Regions from separate parts of the Homo sapiens genome. Here all the other regions are linked to region 1. Evidence: chromatin contacts called from ENCODE Hi-C or POLR2A ChIA-PET data. All regions are on one chromosome and are shown on one strand. Each heading gives the region's core, a stretch centred on a gene start or an enhancer-like site at or near the end of the contact. The rest is flanking DNA. Distances are from core to core; before and after follow the strand shown.

Region 1 (2,974 bases), core at 233-2,732:
GCTGTCACCTAGATTATTGCAAAAGCCTCCTTGCTGGCTTTGGGGCTTCCATCCTCTCTCTCTCGCCAATCCCCAGTCAACTCCCAACAGGCAGCAAAGCTTAGGTTACTTCTCAGTTCAAAACCCTTCTAGGTGTGCTAGAATTAACTGATTTATTTACTCAATGATTATTTATTATTGAGTGTCTACTATGTGCCAGGTACTGTTGTAGGCATTGCAGATAAAATGGAGAACAAAACAGACAAAAATTTCTGCATTCATGAAGCTTCCGTTCTCATGGAGGGAGATGGTTAACAAACAAGTGTATGAGTAAAACATATGGTAGGTTAGGTGTCATGTGGAAAAATAGTTTAGGGAAGGCGGGGGGCCTTGGATTTTAAGTAGGGTGGTCAAGGAGGTCTAACACACAAGATAAGGGTTAAATAAAAGGCCAAACGTAGGAGAGGTGGGAGCCAAAGAGCTACCCAGAAGAAGAGCATTCTAGATAAAGGCTCAGTAAGTGCAACGGTGGAAGTATTCCTGGTGAGTCTGGGACAATAGTGGAAAGTCAAAGTGTGTGGGAGGGGAGATATAGAGCCCCATGCCCCCCTCCCACACACTTCAGAGGGGAAAAGGGGGCAGGATTGAGTCCTGTACATTCCCCACGTTTTTTTTTTCTCTGGAGATTGGAAGCCATTGGAGGGTCTAAGCAGAGGAGTGATGAGTTAAGCTGCTGTGTGGAAGTCCGTAAGGAACAGGGGTGAGTCAGAGACCCTGAATGGAGCCGTTGCAATTATCCAGATGAGATAGAGTGCCTTGGATCAGGAAGGGAGGTAGCAACAGAAGCGGCCAATAAAGTTCAAAGTCCTCAGCCCCAGTCCTCCCGATGGGGGTCTCACCTACCCCTCTCACCTCACCTTGTTCCTCCCTGCATCCCCACCCCACCGGTCACTGCTAGGCACATAGAAGCATCTACTAAGCATGTGGTGAATCAATGAACCCCTTAATGAATGGTCCACCCCTAGATCATCAGCATCCTTTTTAACGCTAGGCATATAGTCTGAACTCAACACATGTTTACAGATGGAATGCTGCACAGTCCTGCCAAGTCCAGGCGGTTATTCCTCTCCACAGCCGAAGGAAACTAAGGCTCGGGTGGGGAAGTGTCCCCCTGGGGTCTCTCCGCTTAGGCTGCAGGCTGGGCATCCTTTTTCAAACTCTTTTAGCACAGCGAAGTCGAGGGCACTGGGTGGAGGGTGCTTGCTTGCCCTCAGGGTGAGTCACAGTGACCTCAGAGGAGTTTCCCCAAAACGTCCCCGCCCTGTGATGGGGAAAAGCCGGAATCTCTCGGTCCCAGGTGGTCATGTGGCCCAGGCCGGACAAGCGTCCCGAAAGCCCCGGGAGAGACTAAGAAGCAATCCTCCCACGCGCTTTCTCCCACCCTCGGGCCACTGAGACGGAGGGACAGAGGGCCGCCCTCGCGCGGCCGAGGCCCCGCCTCCCGCTCGCCCGCCCGCGCCTCCAGCGGAAGCCGGAAGCAAAAGCGGGTCCTGCTAGCCCCGCGGCTCCGAACTCGGTGGTCCTGGAAGCTCCGCAGGATGGGGGAGAAGATGGCGGAAGAGGAGTGAGTGGGCTTTTTCCCGGGCGGCGGAGGCGGCGGGGCTGGGCCCCGGCGGGTGACAGCGAGCGCCTCAGGCCGCCCTCCGGCCCCGGAAGGCGGAGCTTCTTTTGCTGGTTGGCCAGGACTGACCAAGCCGGTGCCTACGAGGAGGGCGGGATGGGCGGGCCTGGGCCCAGGTGGGCCTTGCTTTCCCCTGGAGATCGGTCCCTCGAGCTGGGAATCTACTGCCCAGCGCAGGCCCGGAGAGCTGTCTTGCGGAAAATACAAACCATATTTACTTTCCCAGTTTTCGGTAATCTCATGGTTACTGAGCCCTCTTCCGCCTCCTCCAGGAAGTCGTCCGGGTTCTCCACACCCACCTCCTACGTAGCCAGTCGCCTCCTGTATAACGATCAGTTTTCATGTCTTTCTCCTTCACTAAGTTTCATTTAGTCATTAACTGTTAGCCATCTACTCAATTCCAGGCCCTGGGCAGGTGGTAGGAAAGGAGGCCGACCAGGAGCCGCTCTCTGGGAGCTTCCATTCTAGTGGGAAAAGAAGACCATAATTAGTCAAGGTGGTTTCAGATCGTGATTAATTAACGTTATTTGTGCCTAGTGTTCCATTATTGGAACGCTAAGCATGTGGGAGTTATTTATATCCTACTGCTCAAGGTCATCGCCAAGGTCTGATTTTTCTCACGTCTGCAGTTCTAAAAATTGCAACCTCTGGCATGAATGGGTTAAGTGTTCTGAAGGAAGCAAAATAGAGTTAAGGTTGGGGAGTCCACTCAGGAAAAAGTGACATTCAGCAGAAACTTGAATGACCAGAATGAGGGATAGGAGAAATAACATCAGGTTCAAAAGGCCTGGCTCAAGAAAGAGTTTAGTGCTTTTGAGTGACAGGCAGCATGGCTGGTGTGTAGAGAGGAAGGGGGTTAGCTGGACAAGGGGAGATGGGGAAGGACGGGCTGTGTCCTCCAGGTACTTTTGGGCAAGTCCAAAAGTCATCTCCATACCTGCAGGGCAGAGTCTGTTGCAGATTGTAGATGCCCTATCACTGTTTGTGGAATGAGTATGTGAAGATGAATAAGGAACCCCTTCATTGATACTGGAGTCCTTCACCTGATAACTTTTCAAATATATTTCTTGGCCATGTGGGGGTCATTTCATGTAATCAGTTATTTATTGAGCAGCTGCTCCATCCCAGACACTAAACAGCCTCAGCAGCACAAAATAAAAGAGGCAATATAGCCCAGCGATTTCAAGTTTGGGTTTTCAGCTTGATTCTGCCACTAACTGAGATGTTGGTGAAGTTTTGCAACCTCCCTGAGCCTTAGTTATGCATGAGTAAAAAACGGAAAGTAATCATACCCAATCAGACATGTTATACCTA
Region 2 (2,844 bases), core at 17-2,516, 530 kb after region 1:
TATTGTGACTGTTAACATTGGGGGAAACTGGAAAGGGTATATGGACTCTCTCTGTTTATTTCTTACAACTGCATGTAAATCTATAATAATCTCAAAAGAATACATTTTAAAAAGAATATATTATACAATTTTCTATACCCAGACACTACTAAATATAATTATATCTTTGGTAACACAGACACACTGTTCTCAGATAACGGAAGTAGTGCGGTGATTATGTGTGTGACTTGACAATGGGATGGGCTGGGTTCAAATCTCAGCTACCAGTCCCTTCACCTCCTTGGGCCTCAGTTTCCACACCTGCAGGTGCTGAGCAATGAGAGGAACTGTCTCGTGGGGTTGCTGGGGGGACACGATGACGTGATTCATGAGACATGCAGAGCACAATGCTCACTTGCAGTGGCTGCCCAGTAAATGAAATTGCCACTTTTCCGGGCTGTAGAAAAGGCTACAGGTAGAGGCAGGCAGAGGATTGGACCCGAGAGCATCCTCTGAGAGCTCTAGATTGGGATCATGTCTCACCAGCCAGGGGGTTTGTTTTGACTTCTTTCTTGCAGGGAAGTGTCTGCTGAGTGGTCCATTCCACTCCCCTGAGTTTGGCCTGGTCGCTTCTTGTCTGCCCTCTGGACCCCGGTGGGTGCAAACTTTCATGGGTGTCTCTCCACCTGGAGCCTGTGGTTGGGACTGCTCAGGTGGGGACACAGCCTGGGGGGTGATCCTCTGTAAGGCAAAATGGAGCAGGAGTGGAACCCATGCCTACTGCATACCTATTGTGTGCCTTGTGACTTACGTGCTGCAGCTCACGGAATTCTCCCAACAACTTTGAGCAGTAGGTGCTATAATCACTCCTGCGTGATCCAGAGAAAACCGAGACTTGGTGAGGGGAATGGACTTGTCCAAGGTTGTGCAACTAGTAGGTGGCAGAGCTGAGATCTGAGCCCTGGTCTGTCTGATTTAAATCCAGAATCATTTTCACTGTTGATAATAACCTCACCACTTATTAAGTATCTACTAGAGTAATCAATATGCTAGCTCTTTCCATTGAGGTATGATCACCTTTCCATTTTAGAGAAGAGGAAATAGGGGTTAGGCAAGGTGCATTGCCAAGATGGACAACAGCTCTCAAAAAACAGCCAACCTTGCAGCCAACGGGCAGCTTTCTTGTGTGCCCCCAACCCCACCTGTAGCTCCAGCCCAGCTCAGCCAAGATCACTCAAGCTTTGGGACTTTTAAATGCTGAGTCAGCAAACAGCCCCTACCTTGAGATACTCTGCCTAGGCAGACTGTGGTTGTTTGCACTTCAGCTTCAGGCCTCCAGGGTCAGCTGAGATAGCAAGACCTTCCCCTGGGGGCTGGATGGGGTCATTGGGAGCCACTGAGAGACCCTTTCCCCACTTGGCCTGGCAGACAGAGTGGCAGTTGGAAGAGGCTCGAGGTGGCTGTGGTGGTAACAACTTCCTTTTGAGTAATAACATTTACTGAAAAGCAATTCTGCTTTTAGCACCAGAAGTTCACCATCCTTGCAAGCAGGCGCCTAAGAATACCTTCATTCAACCACAGTTCAGAGATTCACAGACTTCCTTTTGCACTCCCTCCAGGAGAGTTTCACATTTGGTGTTGAGGGAAAACCAAATACCACAATTATTGGAGGGGGTGGGAGGGGTGTTGAGAGGGAGGTGATGCGAAGGAGGCCAGGTGGCATCAACCACAGCCCCCAAGGCCTCACAGGCAGCCTCTGGGCAGCGGCTCAGCCTCTCGCCCTCAGTTACTGGAAAGACAGCGGACGAGCTCATAATGAAACCGACAGGCTGACAATTTATCTTCCTTTTACAAGAAAAAGAAAGTGATTGTCCTTCAAACAAGCATGACTTTGGAAGCCAGGGACTTACCCTGGCCACTCTGCAAATTAGAGACAGAGCCAGGCTGCTCCAGAGGCCCCGAGCCCCTGCCTGTCACCCCCAATTAGCGCTGGAGTTCTTTAGGCTCGTTTTTTCTATTGCCCAAAATCCAGTCTACTGGGGCATAATGGGGACTTATGGAAAGAAAAAAATCCAATCTGCACTTGGGAGGGGATAGCCTTAAATGTTAGGCACTCACCGCAGGCAGCTGGGGGTGGCTGAGGGCAAGGGAGAAGGCATGGGTGGGGAAGGAGGGGATGTGCCAGGCAGAGCCAGGAGGCTCCAAAAAGCAGCTCTAAAAAGCTCTCCCCCTCCCAGCAATCCAGCCTCCTGACTCACGCCAGACACAGAGGCAGCTGATGGGATGGGAAGAGGCTGGCTTTGGGAGCCACAGGGATGTGGGGGCAAACTCCAGCTCTGCCACTTGCTGGCTGTGTGACCTTGGGTGGGTAACTTCACCTCTCTGAGACTCAGTTTCCTCACCTTTAAGATGAGGATGAGTATAGGAGGTCAGGACATGACCTTCCTGTGCTCAAAACCCTCCCACGGCTCCCACCTCACTTGGCAGAAAGTCAAAGATCTCTGTGGCCTACCAGGCCCTACAAGATCTTTCCCATGCTTCCCTTATAACCTCATCTCTCTCTCTCTGTCTCTTTTTTTTTTTTTTTTTTTAAGACAGGGTCTCACTTTGTCACCCAGGCTGGAGTGCAGTGGTGCCAACACATCTCACTACAGCCTCAACCTCCTGGGCTCAAGTCATCCTCTCACCTCAGCCTCCCAGATAGGTAGGACTACAGACACATGCCTCCACGGCCAGCTAATTTTTGTATTTTTTGTAGTAGAGATGGGGTTTTGCCATGTTGCCCAGGCTGGTCTCGAACTCCTGAGCTCAAGTGATCTGCCCACCTTGGCCTTCCAAAGTGCTTGGGATTACAGGTGTGAGTCA
Region 3 (2,700 bases), core at 120-2,619, 980 kb before region 1:
GGATCACTTGAGGCCAGGAGTCCAAGACCAGCATGGCCAACATGGTGAAATCCCCTCTCTGATAAAAATACAAAAATTAGTCGGCCGTGGTGGCTGGCGCGTGCCTGTAATCCCAGCTACTCGGGAGGCTGAGGCAAGAGAATTGCTTGAACCCGGGAGGCGGAGGTTGCAGTGAACCGAGATTGCGCCACTGTACTCCAGCCTGGGTGACTGAGGGAGACTCCGTCTCAAAAAAAAATTTTTTTAATTAAAAATGGGGGAAATACTCGTCCCTACTTCATAGACCGCCTGTGAAGGTTAAACCTGCTAATTAATGACACATGTAAGGTGTCTGGCACATAGTAAGTGGTCGGTTGTTATTTTACAAAGTCTGAGGCCGTGGTTTTGCACTTGGAGATGGGGAGTTGGTGGGGGTGGATGCAGTTAGGGAGCCTGGACTGCCGAGTTTTGAGTTCGAAACCCACTCTCCCCGAACTCCAGCAAAAACCTGTGCATGGGGGATTCTACCCTGGGGTTCTGTCAATCCCCGCCCCTCCTCTGAGCTTCAGGTTTTATCCTACTCCATCAACGCGCAGGGACGTTGGGCTCTGGGGCTCCTACGGTATGTCCTAGATGAGTGGTGCACCGGGCGCGTAGTTATTCCTGGGAAAAAGACGCAGGAGCGCCAGCTCCCGGCGCCGCCGGGGTCCCCAAGCCCCTGCATCGCGGATGTAACTAATTTTAAAACTATTTGAAAGGCGGGGACGGGGAAGAAAAGACAAAAGGGCAGCGCGCGCCGCGGGGAAGTGGAGTGCGGGAGAGCCCCGGTCGGAGCAGGACCGTGCGCCGGCCAGGGAGGGAGGCGACGCGACAGCTCTGGAGGAGCTCGGATCCCCCCCGCTTTCCGCGCGCCCTGCGGGGCGCCCCCGAGGCAATTCTCCACCCACGGGGACCACGGCCACAGGTTGTGGGGACCGCAGCGGGGCGAGCGGCTGGAGGGAAAGCTGTCCCCAAGCTCCCGAGCGACACTCACCGACTGCAAGAAGCGCAAGGTGCCCACGTAGTCCCTCTCGGTGCCCAAGATCTCGTTGAGGACGCAGAGGCGGAGGCGCAGCTGGCGCTCGGACTCCCGGGCGGCCGCGCACGGGCCGGGGCCGGAGCTGGGCGCCGCGGCGCCAGGGGCCCGGGGGTCCGGGTGGGCGCAGTCCCCGGCCCCGTCGCCGCCGGGCTCGCTGCCGCTGGGCGCCTCCATTCTAGCGCGGCCGCGCGGCGCCGGCTCCTTCCGTCGCGCCGAGCGGCAACTCAGGCGTCCAGGCGCCCCATCCCGGACGGGGCGCGCCGGCGGGCCGGGCTCAGCGGCGGGCCGGGCTCCCGGCGCGGCGGGCGGGACTGGGGGCCGGGCGGCTGGGCCGGGGGCGGAGGCAGCGCGCGGGGGCCGGGCGAGGGGCGGGAGGGGGCGGCCCTCGGGGCTCCCAGACGGCTGGCCCCCCGCCCCCGCGCCAGGGACCGTCTGCCAAGTGCCACGCCGCGCTCGGCCGCAGAGGCGCTCTGCGCGTGCACGGGGCCCCTGGGGACGCGGCGCGGCGCTCGGCGCCTCCGTCGGAAGCTCGGGGGTCGGGCGGGAGCCTCCGGAAGGGCCCCGCGGAGCCGGGAGTCCGAGGCCGCGCGCACGCCGAACCGAGCGTACCAACTCCGCGCCCGGACGCGTGGCGCCCCCCCAACCCGCAGTCACCGCGGGCTACGCCACTCCCACCCGGCACACGCGACACCCGCCGCGCGCAGGCTCCTGCTTGCAGGTCCGGCCGCTGCTCGGGCCAAGTAAACACCGGGCTGGGAAAGCTCGCTGCGGAGCCGCTCGGGGGCAAGCCAGCCCCGCCACGCGCGCCTCCGCGGCCCCGGGAAGTCAGGGGCGACCGCTGCCTGGGCAGTGACGGCCCCTCTCTGGGCAGTGACGGCCCCTCCCGGGAACGCCGGGCCCTCGCGGTGCCCTCGGTGCTACCACGACCTTGGGAAGGAACATGCGTGGCGCGCGCTCGCTCTCACTTTTCTCTTTCCCGTTTCCTTTCCCATCTCTCTCTTTCCTTCCTTCCTTTTCTTTCTGAACTTCTTTGCCCCCTGACCCTGCCCTTTCCACCTTTCCCAGAAGAAATTATTACCTGCTCTTGAGTTATTGATCAAGTGGCAGGTACCCTGCCTGCTCCCCCTTCCATCCACCCACCCCATGGGATAAGGCCTTGGGAAACCCAGCTTCTTGTCAGGTTGCTCTGGGCAATGTTGATCATCACCCGCCTTATCGGAAGGTATGGAGAGGGGAGGAAGTTCTGGGGCCTAGAGTCAGCTGCTCAGGTTCAAATCCTAGCTCCCCACTTGCTGGCCGGGTGGCCTTGGGCTGGTTTCCTTGCTTCAAGATCCTCAGTGTTTTCATCAGTATAACGGGAACGATCATGGTACCTAGCTCCAAGGTCCTCCCCGGGGTTCCATGGGAAGTACTTAGCACCTAGAAAGTTCTCTGTAAATGTTTGTTCTTACTATTATTGCATGTGTGAAGCCCAACACCTAGAAAGTTCTCTGTAAATGTTTGTTCTTACTATTATTGCATGTGTGAACGGCCCTCTAAGCCTGGCCCCACTCTCAAATGGCCCATACAATCCCTAATCACCCGTGTTTCCGGACCAGAGATTGTATCGTCTCTGCAGGGGATAAAGTGATCCACATAGTATC

What was found. Hi-C counts contacts between places; a loop is a spot of excess contacts on that map. ChIA-PET counts read pairs that join two places held with the same protein, here RNA polymerase II (POLR2A). Pooled maps may share reads with other maps.
Region 2: a pooled map shows a loop between it and region 1 (4-fold over the local background). The contact joins the enhancer-like site here to the promoter of SLC9A8 in region 1. A Hi-C loop is called at or near these places in 1 of 168 maps with a recorded cell type or tissue (B cell), 1 of 37 single-sample maps with no recorded cell type and 5 of 50 pooled maps.
Region 3: a pooled map shows a loop between it and region 1 (7-fold over the local background). The contact joins the promoter of PREX1 here to the promoter of SLC9A8 in region 1. A Hi-C loop is called at or near these places in 1 of 168 maps with a recorded cell type or tissue (B cell) and 5 of 50 pooled maps. POLR2A ChIA-PET finds 5 or more read pairs at or near these places in 1 of 52 experiments (activated T-cell).

What each region holds. Positions count from the first base shown.
Region 1 is chr20:49,811,346-49,814,319 of GRCh38, forward strand. SLC9A8 (solute carrier family 9 member A8) reads left to right here and starts at 1,483. Exons shown (of 16, transcript NM_015266.3): 1 at 1,483-1,603. The coding sequence starts at 1,578. RefSeq lists an enhancer at 1,162-1,301 and a silencer at 1,452-1,731.
Region 2 is chr20:50,337,370-50,340,213 of GRCh38, forward strand. No RefSeq gene overlaps it. Among named protein-coding and RNA genes, the nearest start is that of LINC01271, 17 kb to the left of the region's middle. RefSeq lists an enhancer at 1,745-1,944. Within about 2 kb of position 1,267, at least 14 of the 41 ENCODE cell types and tissues checked have a DNase peak (open chromatin) inside an H3K27ac peak, as active enhancers do; they include B cell, where a contact is called at or near this core.
Region 3 is chr20:48,826,630-48,829,329 of GRCh38, forward strand. It overlaps PREX1 (phosphatidylinositol-3,4,5-trisphosphate dependent Rac exchange factor 1), which reads right to left and starts at 1,370. Exons shown (of 40, transcript NM_020820.4): 1 at 1,013-1,370. The coding sequence starts at 1,231. RefSeq lists silencers at 864-933, 1,344-2,023.